Linked DNA regions of Homo sapiens: region 2 is linked to region 1. A link is an interaction called in ENCODE POLR2A ChIA-PET data of the cell type or tissue named here. Cell type or tissue: OCI-LY7. All regions are shown on one strand. Links, peaks and the distances in the headings refer to the core of each region. The heading gives the core; the rest is flanking DNA.

Region 1 (2,903 bases), core at 262-2,761:
GTTGGAATTACAGGCGTGAGCCACTGGCCTGGTCTCTTGCCTTCTTTGAAAACGAAAAGGGTACAGGACTTTTCCTGATGGTATAGAGGTCAAATGTTTATGCATCATGATGTGGGCTGACCCCAGAGACGATGGATGGGAGACAGGCTGCTCCCCCCACACTATACGGCCTAGGTCATAGGCTGTTTGGATTCTTTACTTCTAATTTTAGTCTGTTTACTCATCTAAGCATTCCCTCCTTCCTGTCCTCAGTGAGCACATCAGCCCTGACCTTCCTGCAACCACTTTTTTTTTTTTTTTTTTTTGAGACAGAGTCTCGCTCTCTTACCCAGCCTGGGGTGCAGTGGTCCAATATCGGCTCACTGAAACCACTGCCTCCCGGGTTCAAGCGATTTTCCTGCCACAGCCTCCTGAGTAGCTGGGATTACAGGCGCCTGCCACCATGCCCAGCTAATTTTTTTTTTTTTTTTGAGACGGAGTCTTGCTCTGTCGCCAGGCTAGAGTGCAATGGCGCGATCTCGGCTCACTGCAACCTTTGACTCCCTGGTTCAAGTGATTCTCCTGCCTCAGCCTCCCGAGTAGGGATTACAGGCACGTGGCACCACGCCCAGCTAATTTTTGTACTTTTAGTAGAGACGGGGTTTCCCCATGTTGGCCAGGATGGTCTCGATCTCCTGACCTCGTGATCTGTCCGCCTCGGCCTCCCAAAGTGCTGGGATTACAGGCGTGAGCCACCGCACACCACCTAATTTTTGTATTTTTAGTAGAAATGGGGTTTCACCATGTTGGCCAGGCTGGTCTCGAACTCCTGACCTCAAGTGATCCGCCTGCCTTGGCCTCCCACAGTGCTGGGATTATAGGCATGAACCACCATGCCCGGTCACCTGTGGCCCCTTCTAAATCTGATGAGGGGTGGGGGACTAGAGAGCACCAAGCTCAGTTCATTTTATCCCATTTATCCCTCCACCAATGGTGGATGAGAGCCAAGAATGCATTTTTTTTGGTTTACTAATCTCCTGTGCAAATATATACATGTAAATATATCACAGTAATACATATTACATGTATACATATAAATATATTACATGCAATAGATATTACATGTATATATATAAATGTATTACATGCAATAGATATTACATGTGTATATATATGAGTGCTATTTCAATTTGCTTTTTTTGGAGACAGGGTCTCACTCTGTCACCTGCTGGAGTGCAGTGGTGCAATCACAGCTCAATTCAGCATCAACCTCCTGGGCTCAGGGGATCCTCCCATCTCAGCCTCCCCAGTAGCCAGGTCCACAGGCACACATCACCATGCCTGTATTTTTTGTAGAGATAGGGTCTTGCTATGTTGCCCAGGCTGGTCTTGAACTCCTGGACTCAAGCAATCCGCATGCCTCGGCCTCCCAAAGTGCTTGGATTATAGGCGTGAGCCACCGTGCCCAGCCTGTTTCAATTTTCATTGTCTTGTAGAGCATTTTACTATGTGTGTCGACCTTTTGTAGTTCCTCTTCTGTGACTTGTCTGCCCATTTTTCTTTTCTCTACAAATCGTACATTAAATTTGTCAGTTTCTAGCAATGCTTTAGAAGTATACACTCTTTGACCCAGAAGCCCGCTTTTAGAAACTTGTCTTACATAAATGCTTACACATGTGCACAAAGATATATATGTACTAGGATGTTCATTGCAGCAGCTTAGAATGGGGGAAGAGGGGAAGGAAATGAGATAAATGCCCATCAGTGTCAGAATGCATAGGTAAATTATGGTACATTCATACTATACAGTCACTGAAAAATGAAGGCTGTCTGCCTGTACTGACAGGGAAAGAGGTCTCTGTGACCCCTAAAAAAATACAGTCCAGAAAAAGCAGCATAGACTCCTGATAGAATCCTGTGTGTGTGTCTGTGTGTGTGTGTGTGTGTGTGTGTTTCCCTCAAGACAGAGTCTCGCTCTGTTGCCCAGGCTGGAGTGCAGTGGTGCGTGCGATCTTGGCTCACTGCAACCTCCGCCTCCTGGGTTCAAGCGATTCTCCTGCCTCAGCCTCCCGAGTAGCTGGGATTACAGGCGCACACCACCACCAGGCCGGGGTAATTTTTTGTATTTTTAGTAGAGACAGGGTTTCACCATGTTGGCCAGGCTAGTCTTGAACTCCTGACCGCGTGATCTGCCTGCCTAGGCGTCCTAAAGTGCTGGGATTACAGGGGTGAACCACCACGCCCGGCTGTTTTTTTTTTTTTTTTTTTTAATGTTTCTTTGGGAGGCTGAGGTGGGAAGACCACTTGAGCCCAGGAGTTCCAGAGTAGCCTGGGCAACATAGCAAGGCTCTGTCTCTATAAAAAATAATTTAAAAAAATTATTAGGCCAGGTGTGGTGGCTCATGCCCGTAATCCCAGCACTTTGGGAGGCTGAGGTGGGCAGATCACTTGAGGTCAGGAGTTTGAGACCAGCCTGGCCAACATGGCGAAACCCCGTTTCTACTAAAATACAAAAATTAGCCAGGCTGAGGCACGAGAATTGCTTGAACCTGGGAGGCAGAGGTTGCAGTGAGCCAAGATCATGTCACTGCGCTCTAGTCTGGTGACAGAGTGAGACTCTGTATTAAAACAAAAAAAATTAGGTGTGGTGGTGTGTGCCTGTAGTCCCAGCTACCTGGGAGGCTGAGGCAGGAGGATTGTTGGAGCCCAGGAGTTCAAGACCAGCCTGGGCAACATGACAAGACCCCATCTCTAACAACAACAACAAAAATTAGCTGAGCATGGTAGCATGTGCCTGTGGTCCCAGCGACTTGGGAGGCTGAAGTGGGAGGATTGCTTGACCCCAGGAGGTCAAGGCTGCAGTAAGCCATAATTGCACCACTACATTCCAGAGCCTGGGCAACAGAATGAGAGCATATCTTTAA
Region 2 (2,903 bases), core at 135-2,634, 220 kb before region 1:
AGGAAATCACAGCTGAGTACCTGGGTTCCTTTATAACATAGTAGTGAAGGCTGCATGGAGGAAGCCCCATGGACCAAGGAAGCCCAAGGGAGTCGCTTAACTCAGCAGGGGTTCAGGAAGGCATTCTAGAGGAGGTGGGTGGGGAAATTTGACCCCAAAAGATCCATGCAGTTTTCAGGAAGGCTGAAGTGAGAGGATCCCTTGAGCCCAGGAGGCTGAGGCTTCAGAGAGCTATGATCATGTCACTGCACTCCAGCCTGGGCGACAGAGAAAGACCTCATCTCTTTTGTTGTTCTTGTTGTTGTTGAGACAGAGTCCCACTCTGTCACCCAGGCTGGAGTGCAGTGGCTCAGTCTCAGCTCCCCGCACCTGGTGCAGTTGATCTCAGCTCACCACAACCTCCACCTCCCCGGTTCAAGTGATTCTTGTGTCTCAGCCTCCCAAATAGCTGGAATTACCAGTGTGCACCACCACGCTCGGCTAATTTTTGTATTCTTAGTAGAGACGGGGTTTCACCATGTTGGCCAGGCTGGTCTCGAACTCCTGGCCTCAAGTGATCCACTCACCTCGGCCTCCCAAAGTGCTGGGATGACAGGCTCAAGCCACCGTGCCCAGCCACAAGACCCCATCTCTAAAGGGAAAAAAAAAAAAAGAGCCATGCAGTTTTGTCAGAGCTGTCTAACACATTAACCTCGGCACACAATCTAGTTCTGGTACTTAGGCGCGGTGGCTCACGCCTGTAATCCTAGCACTTTGGGAGGCTGAGACGGGCAGATGGCTTGAGCCCAGGAGTTCGAGACCAGCCTGGGCAACATGGTAAAATCTTGTCACTACAAAAAATACAAAAAAAAAAAAATTTGCCGGGCACAGTGGCATGCACCTGTAGTTCCACCTACTTGGAAGGCTGAGGCGGGAGGATTGCTTGAGCCTGGGTGGTTGAGGCTGCAGTGAGCCAAGATCGCACCACTGCACTCCAGCCTGGGTGACAGAGTGAGACCTTGTGTCAAAAAAAAAAAAATCCATTACCGGTGAGCAGTGCTCACATGGATGTCCTGCAGGCATTGATGTCTGGCAGAGAGCGGAAGAGCCTCCAATGTGCTTCCTGAGTGGGGCACAGCCAGGCAGGGCCAGAGCGTAGGAGTCTTCATAGGTGTGGTAGCTCAGGACCTCACCCCATCCTCCCCTCCGCAGGGCTCGGCGCCTTCCCCGCAGTTACCTTTCCGGGGGCTCTGGTGCCTGGTGGAGTGGCTGACGCTGCTGCAGCCTATAAAGCTGCTAAGGCTGGTGAGTGGTGCTCTTTGGGACATGCCACAAGCCCTCTGGCTTCCGTGGGGCCCTCCGCTTTGCAAAGAACCTTCCCTCAACTCAGGCTTGGGAGCCGGGTGGGTGGGATTGTCAGTTGCAATCTACTGGGGCTCAGGGAGGCAGCTAGCTGTGCCCAGTCTGAAGGTGAGTTAGTAACGGGGCCAGACCTCAATGCTGGGCCCTCAGCATGCAGCCCCGGGCCCTTCTGCCTCCCCACTGTTCCTTACGCAATGCCTCACCTGTCCTGGCTCTGCAGGCGCTGGGCTTGGTGGTGTCCCAGGAGTTGGTGGCTTAGGAGTGTCTGCAGGTACGATGGCTATCCCCGAACTCCCTGGGTCAAAGTTGCAGGCCTGGGTGGAGCCAACTCTGATGCAGCCCCTTCTGTGCCAGGTGCGGTGGTTCCTCAGCCTGGAGCCGGAGTGAAGCCTGGGAAAGTGCCGGGTCAGTGCGGAATCCCTGGGGCTGGAGGACAGAGGGCAGGGAGGGGCAGAGGGCAGGGAGGAACAGAGCCCTCTCCATGCCACTGCACTTGGGGAGGAAGGGCAGGGCCTGGCTTCAGTCGGGCAGAGAAACTAGCCAGGCTGGTGCCTGCGTCTGTGAAATGGGGAGGAGGGGCCTGGCCCACTTCCCGGGCCCTTCTCCCGGGATCTTGGGGTAGAAAGAGACGGGCTCTGTGGCAGGCTGTCGGGCGACAGATGGGGAAACTGAGGCTCAAAGAGGCGAGTCAGTGTGGAAGGGCCTGCAGCGAGTCCCGGCAGAGCTGGGGGAGCCCCGTGTCCTCTGACTCCCCATCTGGTACTCGTTCTGCCCCACCAAGCCCTTTAGGAAGTGACTTCAGGTTAAACAAAAGACTGCCTGAGTCTACGCAGCAGGGAGGGACATCTGGAAGCTGTTAGCCAGAGGTGGGCTGGCCCAGCCATGTAAACAGGCTCCAGGAGACGGAGATAAATCCACACACCGAAGAGTTTGCAGATGACTTCCGAAACTCGTGGGAGGAGGGTTGTGGCCACCCCACGTCTGTCCCTGGCTGCCCCTGTCGGGCACAGAGGCTGTGGGTTTGAGGGCCTTGGAGCTGCCTGGGTGGGAAGGGCTGGGGAGGGGTCCCTGGAGGCTGAGCTGCTGCTAGTAACTTTGCTTTCTTTTGGCCACAGGTGTGGGGCTGCCAGGTGTATACCCAGGTGGCGTGCTCCCAGGTGAGAGCAAGGAGGGAAACAGGGACTCTATAGGAAGAAAGCAGCCAGGACGCAGTGGCTCATGCCTATAATCCCATTGCTTTGGGAGACTGAGGCAGGAGGATGGCTTGAGGCCAGGAGTTTGAGACCAGCCTGGGCATCATAGTAAGGCCCTCGTCTCTACAAAAAAATTTAGCCAGGCATGGTGGTGTGCACCTGTAGTCCCAGCTACTCGGGAGGCTGAGGTGGGAGGATTGCTTGAGCCCAGAAGGTCCAGGCTGCAGTGAGCTACGATGGTGCCACTGCACAGCAGCCTGGGTGACAGAGCAAGACCCTGTCTCAAAACAAAGAAAAAGAAAAAGGAAAAGAAAAGCAGCCCCCTCAGCCTCCCTAGTACCCCCCTCGCCTCCCCGAAAAGCAGAGGCC

What was found. Peaks named below come from ENCODE experiments on the same cell type or tissue, not always from the same donor. Only the 100,000 strongest peaks of a DNase experiment are listed, where the experiment ranks them.
Region 2: POLR2A ChIA-PET joins it to region 1 with 5 read pairs; 2 of 35 experiments call an interaction of 5 or more read pairs at or near these places.

Annotation. Positions count from the first base shown.
Region 1 is chr7:74,265,054-74,267,956 of GRCh38, forward strand. No RefSeq gene overlaps it. Among named protein-coding and RNA genes, the nearest start is that of RFC2, 12 kb to the left of the region's middle. RefSeq lists an enhancer at 1,232-1,281. In OCI-LY7, for the core only: no CTCF peak of the experiment used is centred there; a DNase peak (open chromatin) is centred at 1,708; H3K27ac peaks cover 789 bases.
Region 2 is chr7:74,041,423-74,044,325 of GRCh38, forward strand. ELN (elastin) reads left to right here. Exons shown (of 33, transcript NM_000501.4): 6 at 1,192-1,284; 7 at 1,562-1,612; 8 at 1,696-1,746; 9 at 2,457-2,498. Among named protein-coding and RNA genes, the nearest start is that of ELN, 15 kb to the left of the region's middle. In OCI-LY7, for the core only: no CTCF peak of the experiment used is centred there; no DNase peak of the experiment used is centred there.